Regions from separate parts of the Homo sapiens genome. Here region 1 is linked to region 2. Evidence: read pairs that join two places in POLR2A ChIA-PET (ENCODE). Cell type or tissue: PC-3. All regions are shown on one strand.

Evidence for each region. Peaks named below come from ENCODE experiments on the same cell type or tissue, not always from the same donor. Only the 100,000 strongest peaks of a DNase experiment are listed, where the experiment ranks them.
Region 1: POLR2A ChIA-PET joins it to region 2 with 5 read pairs; 2 of 35 experiments call an interaction of 5 or more read pairs at or near these places.

The regions. Positions count from the first base shown.
Region 1 is chr10:59,385,357-59,390,356 of GRCh38, forward strand. No RefSeq gene overlaps it. Among named protein-coding and RNA genes, the nearest start is that of FAM13C, 25 kb to the left of the region's middle. In PC-3, a CTCF peak has its summit at 3,420 (motif pointing right); a DNase peak (open chromatin) is centred at 2,695; H3K27ac peaks cover 870 bases.
Region 2 is chr10:59,216,001-59,221,000 of GRCh38, forward strand. All of the region lies in intron 1 of PHYHIPL (phytanoyl-CoA 2-hydroxylase interacting protein like), which reads left to right. Among named protein-coding and RNA genes, the nearest start is that of PHYHIPL, 42 kb to the left of the region's middle. In PC-3, no CTCF peak of the experiment used is centred here; no DNase peak of the experiment used is centred here; H3K27me3 peaks cover 2,334 bases.

The DNA of each region.
Region 1 (5,000 bases), 170 kb after region 2:
ATGCTCTACCCACCATTTTTTCCACTTAACAAAATCTTTTTCTTCTTAGTCAACAATGGTAATAGGTCATATTTTGCTTTTCATGTACATTATTCCATTTGATACTCACACCAACCCTGCAAAGTAGGTATTGTTATTGATTTCACTTTCTAGGTCTAGAAACTAAGGCTCACAGAAGTTAAACTTTGCACAAAGTCACAGAGTTAGTAGATGTAGTATGGAGTCTGACCTCACATCTGCTGTCTCCACAGACCACAACACATACTCCATGCACCAACTCCTTCATTATTATTGCCTTAAGATCATAGGACTGTGTAAGGTGAGAGGACACAGTGTAAGAGCTGGACCATAGTAACTCATATACTCAGATGTTAAATGCATACCACCAGGCTTGATTTTTATAGGATGACTTCCATAAACAAACAAAATGCATAAATAGTATAAATTTAATTATGTGGAGGAAAATACAAATACACACAAATACACACTGAGATTAAAATATACCAAAAGGTTAAATATAGTACAGCAATAGATAATGTTAGTTTTAACTTTCTTCTTACAATTTTATATATTTGCTATGTTTTTGCAATAAATATGTCTATATACTCAGTATAGTATGTTATTTGAATAAAAAATAAGATAGAAAATTAGATAAATGGTTAGCTCTATGTAATAGTTTAGAAGCAAACTCAGTGTCTAAGAATTTAGCACTCAAGCTCGCCTGCTTATGGACTTTCTATTTAGAAATCTAGATAAAGAAAAAGAACTCTTATCTTTGCCTACCACCAACAGATGGTAATACCTTTACTGGTCCCTTCGGACTTGAGAACAAATGGACTTACACACTATCTTCAGGACGAATCTATTTGTAAGTAGAGGAGTCTCCACACATAGTAAAAGAAGTGCTGCAAATATATGGGAAGTTCTTTTTAAAGAGTACTGATTTTTATGAACAAAAATATTAATCACAGCATTAAAAGTAATGGCAAAAACCGAAATTACTGTTGCTCCAACCTAATAGCAAAAATTTGTAATTCACCTAAAAAATAAGGTAATAATGAAATAGAAATCAATATTATGTATACTCCATCTATTATGAATTATTTTATAGCCATCAATTATATTTTCAATGAATTCTAATGACTTTGGGAAATTATCTCGCTCTCACATCATTTTGAAAAGCTAGGATGCAGAATTATATATATATGCAGAACCTCAACTATATAAATGTATATAGAAAAGAAACTCACAGCTAACAGGATTTCTGTATAGGAGAGTTATGGAGTAAATTTTAATTTATATCACTATTTCCTTTACATTCTATGATTTTTTCAATGAGTATTTATTAGAAGGAAAAATAAAAATCTTTCTTTCTCCTTTTCTCTGTCACCCCCAACCCCACATGTAAACATACAGTCCTGAAGAGAGAAATACAAGGTTTGAATCAAAATAGACTTAAAATAGGAATGAACAACATGCTGATAATCAATCAACCCTAGAGTGAGTCAAATTAAATTATTCTGCTATAAACATTCAAAACCTAACCTTGGTATTTACCTGCACAAAGGAGTCAGAGCCCAGAGCTTGGGGCTAGATGGCAGATAAAAATCGTCATCACCCCAGGCCAATAGAATTGCTTACCCATCTCATATATATTCTTGTCTTTTTTTTTTCTCACAAATAACTGCTCTTATTAAGGTGCAGATTTCTCCAAACAGCAATATTTGGAGCTCCTGTACAGAAAGAAAAAAAAAAGACAGTGAAAAATTTATCTTGAAATTCATGGTAAAAGGAGGATTGGAACCGATGAATCACAATTATTTATGGTTCCTACTTTACCAAGCACTTTGTACCTACATTGGCTGACAACAACAATGTGAGATATGTAGGACACACAGTATTTACTTTTACTTCACAAATGCCCTTAGTTTTTCTGAGCACTCACACCGCTTCTAAGTGGCAGGGCCTGACTTGAAATCTAGTGTCTGAATCCAATCCCATTCACCTTTCACTAAAGTTACTCCTCAAAAACAGACTTAGAGCCTCCAACTAGAAATATATTTATCTTATTCATCTTTAAAAAAGACACTGTATCATGTACAACATCTCCAGGAGTCTTAAAAAATTATAACAGTGTTATGGGTTTGCTTCTAATACTGAGCACCAATGTAGAATGTTGATACTATGATGAAGCACAATTTTGGGAAAGCAGATGTATAGGAGAGTGAATGGGCTGCATATCCATTAGGCAATTTTCTTCTTACCGAATGTCTCTGAGTCTTGAGTTACATTAAGCTCAGGAGTCATGCTTCCTGCCTTAAGGAACACTTTAAGTTGTGAATGACAGAGACCCAATTTAAGCTAGCCTGGGCTAAAAGGAATTAATAGGCTTATTATCAAATTACTGAAGGAGAGACATGCAGTTGGGCCACAAAAACAACTAGAACCAAGGCCCTGACCACAGCCAGGAATCTCTCCTTCTCTCTCTGTGTTATTTCTGCTTCTCTTGGAATTTTAGCTTCATTCTCCCAGACTGGCTTCTTGTGCCTTGCTCGAGTCCTCACCACTGGCAACTCTAAAATGACGTCTTCAACTTCCCCTGTGCCCTCTTCCTTTTTGTCTCAATTTGAAAAATCTTCAAGAGGGACTCTGATTGGCTCAGTTTGAGTCAGGGCCACACTGTGGTCAGGGGAAGAGGGCATTATACAATGAAATGCCCACAAGAAAAACTTGGCTGGAGTAAGGAATGTGTATTAGTCAGCTCAGGCTGACATAAAATACCACAGACTGGGTGGTTTGAACAGAAATTTCTCATGTTTTGAAGGCTAGCAGTCCCCAGTTCAGTGTCTGGGGAGGGTTCTCCTCCTGGCCTGCAGATGGTCACTTCCTTGCTGTGTCCTCACGTAGCCTTTCCTTGTTGCCTTTGTGGAGAGAGAGAGAGAGAGAGAGAGAGAGAGAGAAAGAGAGAGTGAGCAAGCTCTCTTGTACCTCTTATTAGAAGGACACTAATCCTATTAGATCAGGAGTGACCTTTATGACCTCAGCTAACCTTAATTACTTCCTTACAGCCCTCATCGCTGAATACAGCTACATTGGAGATTAAGGCTTCAACATATGAATTTGGTGGCTGGGGACATCAACAGTCAGTACATAACAGGGTGGGTCAGTGATTTTCTAAGGAAGACAACTGCTGCTACCAGAAAAGGGAAGCAGGGCTTGAATGACGAAGCAATAAATGGCCTAAGTACTTGCTGTCAAGCCCTGGACTATAGTCACTCAAAATTTCTTGTTAGATGTGGAAATGTAGATGTTAACAACTGACAGAGATGCAGTGGGGCTAATATTCTCTTATGAAAGACATGGAGACTGACAAGAATGCATCACTCTTGCCTCTGAGCTGAAAGAAGACCTTTGCACCAGCAGGTGGCCCCTCAACAGGTTGTTTGGGTTCTTATTTAGTACACACATGAAAAAGTAAGTTGAGCCTCTGCTCCATACCACCAATTAATAGCGAAAATAGTTTTATACTGGAAAACCTGTAAAGCATCAGATGTCCACCAGTGCCATTAAAATTATAACTGTCAGGAAAGCCAGATAATATTTAAACTGTGCACTCTGATCTACCCTCCAAAATCGATCCATTGCAAAATATGATACGACGTAATTGGTTAAGTTAAAACTTGCCGTATACAAGTATTGGTTACAACACAATTAAATGTTAGGGCAAATCTCATTCTTCCGGAATAGTATCTTCGATATTAAAATGTTGTTTGCATGTGTGTGGCAGGGTCTTGCTCTGTCTCCAAGGCTGGAGGGCAGTGGCACAATCATAGCTCACTGTAACCTCAAACTCCTGGGTATAAGAGATCTTCCTGCCCCAGCTCCCAAGTAGCGAGGCCTACAGGCATGGGCCACCACACCCAGCTAATTTTTAATTTTTTTGTGGAGACTGGGTCCCACTCTATTGCCCAGGCTGGTCTCAAACTCCTGGCCTCAAGCAATCCTCCCACCTCAGCCTCCCAAAGCACTGGCATTATAGTATGAGCCACTGTGCCCAGCCTTGATATTGAAATATTTGATCTGAATCTCTTCTTTTTTGGCAGTAATTACAGGCCTGGTTTGGTTATCCATCGAGGGCACTGCTGATTCATGATAATAAAATCATGACATCTCCATATAAAAAATGTTTATTCTTCTACATGCTATTGAAAGGAGGTGCATCTCTATCTCAACCAAAATAGCTTCAAATCAGGGAGCTTTGAATTAAAAGGAAAATGGACAGAACACACTCCTGAGATGAAAATTGCTATGTGATTAATCAAAATAACATAATGATCAACTCTCACACTTGCAATCATTTTAAGTCTGTACATGTATCAGAAACAAAGAGTTTATTTTAAGCTCATCAACTGAGCCCACAACTGATATCTGTGCCTAGAATCAAAGGCTGAGGAAAAGTGGATAAAAGCACTGAGCTTGCTTCAGTTAGTCCTGAAAGCATTCTCCTCCAGGTGATGATGAGTAAAACAGCATTTATTTGCTCTTTAATTTGGCTCCCAGCCCCCAAAACCCAGAGTTGCAATCAGGAAAGAAGCACATATTTTACATGAATAAGGTAAAATAAATGTGTAATAATAAGGTAATAGATATTACTTTTTAAAGAATAAAGGATGTCCTTTCAAGCAATGAAACATTTTTACTTTAAAGCTTGAGTAATATATATGTTCTTTATAAAGAAAAAAAATGCAGGGTTCTCTTGGGTGTGAGTTATACACAAGCTCACTCTGCATCCACATTTTAATACTAAGCTGTGTAGGCTATTACAGCCTTCCTGGACTTAATCCCTCAAAATGTTCATAGTGATGGAAGAAGCACTTCTATCTTGTGTGTTTGTGTGTGTATCTCTGTGTGTGCATGCTCATGTGCACATGTGTGCATGTGAATATTACATAGCACAGCTTACTCCAAATAAATCCTCAAAATATTCCCACTGAATCTCC
Region 2 (5,000 bases):
AGTTCTATTTTAGATATTTTAAATTTGAAATATCTGTGAGACATCCAAGTAGGGGTGTTGAACACATTTCAAATTATGAAATATAAAATTGGAAGTTGTCAGCAAAAAAGATCATAGATTACTTATAGGGAAGAGAGAGGAATTTACAGTACATTAGCCACAAGGATCATATGGCTATTTAATTAAAATTACATAAAGTTTAAAATTTAGTTCTTAGTCACGCTACCTATTTTCAAGTGCTCAGTAGATTCATGTGGCTAGTGGCACTCACACTGAATTTCAGCACTTGTGAGAAACATTATTGTACAAAGTTCAGTGCTTGTTTAGAAAGACAGCACTGGTCAGGAAAGAGGTTATTGATCTAGATCCTGTTCAGTTTCTTTGTAACTCTTGGCTTCAAAGATAAGAACATTCCTTTCTTTTGGATATCGGGAGGATCCTCTGGAATAAGAGTCTTATGACCTACTTCAGAGGAAAATTAGAGCATTTTTTCATGGACTGCTTCAGCGGAGTAAGGTGGGAGAAGATCAATGTGACCTTCTTACTTCTGCTATTTCTTCCAGTGTCAAGGTGCCATACTTTAGGTAGCATGTTCTAAACCTCATCGGGGGTAAAGGCAGAGGAGAGCTGGAAAGTATCCATTGGATTTGCCACTATGCACTTTATTGGTGATGGAGTGGTAGAGGTAGAAACTAGATTTGACTGGGTTTAAGAGTGTGTAGTAAGTGAAGAAATGGAGATAGCCTTTGGCAGGTCTTTGGAGAAGCTTGGTTATGAAGGGAAGCAAAGAAATGGATTTTCTGAAGGGATATAGAAGTAAGGGCTTTATAAATTTACATATGTATGCATGCTTATATATGTTGCTAAATTGTAAGCTTGAAAGCGCAAACTATAGTCTCATTGATTCATCTTTGAATCTTCTGGCACTTAGACATTCAACAATAATGCATGTCTGTTGAACAAGTCAGTCATACTTCTAACTATCTGAGAAAATAGTTTGTAATACTTTACTTTACTATTCTTGGAGTGAGATACTAATCCCCCAAACTTATATTTTCACATATGGAGATCACTGATTTGCCTTTTGATAACCTTGAGGTGTTAAGTGATAGTATACTAGACTACCTTTTACAAAAACATGTTATGTCCTGTATTTATTTTGCAGTAGAGACACTTTTTAGTCTTCAAGTGTAAAGGGAATTTGAAGTGGAGAAAAATGGTCTGATCTTTATATTTAAGAAGATAGACTTCAATGTGCTGATCAATTTTTTAAGCAGTGATATGAATACAAATAGAGCCTCAATTTTAGAGAAAACATTACTATGCAATAGATCCTCTAGTGTTTAAAAGCATATTTGATAAAAATGGGAATAAAATAAAATGACTAATTTGTCAATAACTATTATGTATATATTTTTAAGATGCAAATTTTTGAATTTCTAGTGCAGAAAAAATATACCTCTTGCTCATTTTTCTCTATAATATACAATTATAGTATTGTATTTCAAATAAAGATTTGTACTTGAAATGTTTTAGCTGCTTCTCTGTATTCTGATATCTCTAATATTCATATATTACCACTGTATATTGCATTTTTATATTTTTGCATAAATTTATTGTGTTTCACAATGAAAGGGCAAGTGTGAAGAAAATATATAAAATATATTCCATAATAAATTATATTTTATAAATTATTGCTCAATTCTAAAACTCAAATTTGGATAACTTTAATGTATTTATGATGATTCATAACCAAATATAAGGAAAACTGAATGCAGATTACTTCCTACTAAGTAGATGTAATAGCCTTCTCTCAATCTTACCTTCTTTTTTGAGAAACAGTTCTTTTTAAGGATGCTTACCAGAAAAAAACACTTTGTCTTTCATATCCAGGGATTCAGGTATGCTGCCAGCATACACCTTGGACTAAGATCAGACTTTTATACTCTATTCATTCATTGCTACTTTCCAGTTGACCGTCCAAAGAAAAATTTCTAACGTTAATAATATACGTATACTTGACATCAGACCCAAAGTTGCCAGTGGCATTGCTCGGAGTCATCCAAGTCCCTGAGCTAAGGATTTGGGGGTTCTAACTAGCTGTTTTTGGTTTTGAACATTTTGGGCCTGGATAATTATATTTTCTTCTTATAGACAGGGCTGGATCCAGGTTGTATAGTACCTGAAGTTTATACAACTTTGGATGCTATATTTGGGAAAAACAATACAAACTTATGGATACAAAATGAAGTACTAGGAACAAGTGCAAGTGATGGGTCCTCGAAGCTTAAGCTTCATTATCTTCCTGATCAATTCACTCGTCCTGTTGTAAAAGATATCATTCTCCTCATTTATAAGGTGAATTACTTGAGAACAAATAAATTTTACTAATTTAAGTAATCTCTTTAGATCATAGAGCTCCAAAAGTGGGAGAGATATTTGATCCCAAAACCCTGTCAGATTCTAAAGTCTGTACAATGTAGAATGATAGGGTAGAATAGAAGAATCTGTGGCCTTTACATGTACTGATAGAGTGCCATAAGAGTTCTGAGAGAAGAGCTATCTGTAGACCCCATAGTCATCAGGAAAGGCATTTGGGAGGTTGGGCTTGAGATTACCTTCAAAGAATAGGTTAAAATAGGGCTGGATTCATATATTCATTTAAAAAACATTTTTGAGTGATCTTGGTCTGATATAGTTTGAGGGACTCTCTTTAGAAAAAAGAATACATAATTATAAATATTGAGTGATCTTGGTCTGATATAGTTTGAGGGACTCTCTTTAGAAAAAAGAATACATAATTATAAATAAAAAATTATGTGTTGGGCCCTGAATATTAAGCTTCATTAATCTCATGATAACCCACCTCATATTACAATGTAGCAGTATGGATTTTATGTGCACAATTTATTCTTTTTTATTTTTATTTTATTTTATTTATTTTTTTCGAGACTGAGTCCCACTCTGTTACCCAGGCTGGAGAGCAGTGGCACAATCTCGGCTCACTGCAACCTCTGCCTCCTGGGTTTAAGCGTACACAATTTATTCTTTTTGGAGAGATGTGGAATCTGTCCTCAGCATATTATATGTTTGCTTTGAAATTAGCTGATGTTGGCCACACACAGAAAAATAATATTCTAGGTATTTTGAGAGACTTTTTGATGCCTCATAATCATATTTGGATTGTCCTGCATATATTCATAAAAATAAGAAAGTGCTATTTAAGTGATTAAGTAGGAAGCCAAAGAAGTAGAGTTAGGAATAAATTGCTGTAGTGTTTCTGCACATGGAAGATATTCTTTACGTAGTTTGATATTTATATTCTGTGATATGGTATATAAAAATGAAGTACCCATCAATAAGTTTCCTATAATAAAAGTGTCTGTAGTTACTCAGGTAGGAATAAATAAATTAAAATGAGGTTCACTGACTAGTCTCTATTTGCAGAGTTCATGAAGCTGCTTTATTTCATACCCAAAATTGTTGTATCAATAATAGCTTTTGTAAGTCACAACATTATGCTAATTGGATATATTTGTTGATAAAGTAAGAATTTATTTTTATTTTGATATGAATAGTGATCACTTTTTGCAGAAAGAAGTTTTAGACTTGATAATTGATGTTATTTTATTTTATGCAAGTACCTTTATATATGTCAATTACATGAATTTGCTTGTAGATGGAAAAATTTTCAAGATTACTCAGTACATTAGGTGAACAAGGATCATTATTAGAGAGAGAAAAAGGGAACAACTTTGAGTTGACATCAGTAAGGACAGATATAATTTTCCCTAAGGCAGGTTTAGAATCATGTAGTAATTTCACTTCAAATGTATAGTTTCCTCAGAGTTTCTAGTTAACTACATGGTATTAAACACAAAATACAGGTCCCTACTGAAGTCATGTAAAAATAACAAAGGGACAGGTACATGAAAAAGCAGACAAATAGAATTATGCAAACAACTTGTATTTGTTCTATAATAGTAAAGGAGCAGCAAAACCAGTTCAGACCCTAAGTTCAATGTAGCTTCTGTCTCCTTTCACACCATTTATTGTGCTGAATTGCTAATAACAAAGTGAATAGGTATGCCCCTTTTCCTGTTTTATTTTTATTTACTCCTGGGTGTCTTTGTTGAGGATTTAATACTATAAAATGATAAAAAGATAGGCATAGTCAACTATTAAATAAATTAAAGTTGATCCATTCTGTTTTTTATCCTTTAAGTTTTTTCAAATCAAGAAAAACAAAACACCATGAAAAAGAATGGGAGGTATTGACAAGTTCCCTCAATTTAAAAAGTTGGCAGTTGAGTTAAAGAGAAGCTGAGTGACACAGGTAAGCCTGTGTTACATGTCGGTGAGACATATTGGACCAGAAACCAAGCTTCTCTATTCCTACTCCACTAAACCTTGGTGTCTCATTTTGTCTTCTTGCAGGGAAATATTACCAGAAAATAATTCTTGAATGTAAATATATATTTAATTTAATCATGAGGTAATGGAAAATACTGCTAACTAATAATAATAAATTCAAGAAGCTTAAGAAAATTGCACTTGAGAAAAAAGGTGCTAGCCTTAAGTTTTCCTACATTTGGAATTGGAAGTGACTTTAGGGAAAATCTAATGCAGAGCAGTTCTATTATTTTACAAATACAGAACAATGAAGATTAGTTAAGTGATTTGCCCCCAAACAATACAAATAGTTCTAGAGCAACTATGGTAAGGCAGGTGTAGTACAGTGGTTAGGAACCTGTACTTGAATGCCAGGCCTCTTAGAATAAAATCTTCTCTTTTACATCAGTTATTTGACATTGGGCAAGTCATATAACCTCTTTGTACCTCATTTTCTTATCTGTTAAAATGGGGATGGTAGTAATTAGTAATTGATAAATATGATAACTAAAAAATTAAAAATTATTGTAAAACACTCAAATTACTGTCTAGCTGGCATAAATAAGTGCTTAATAAATGTTCCTATTACTAAACAGCTTTGATCCAAT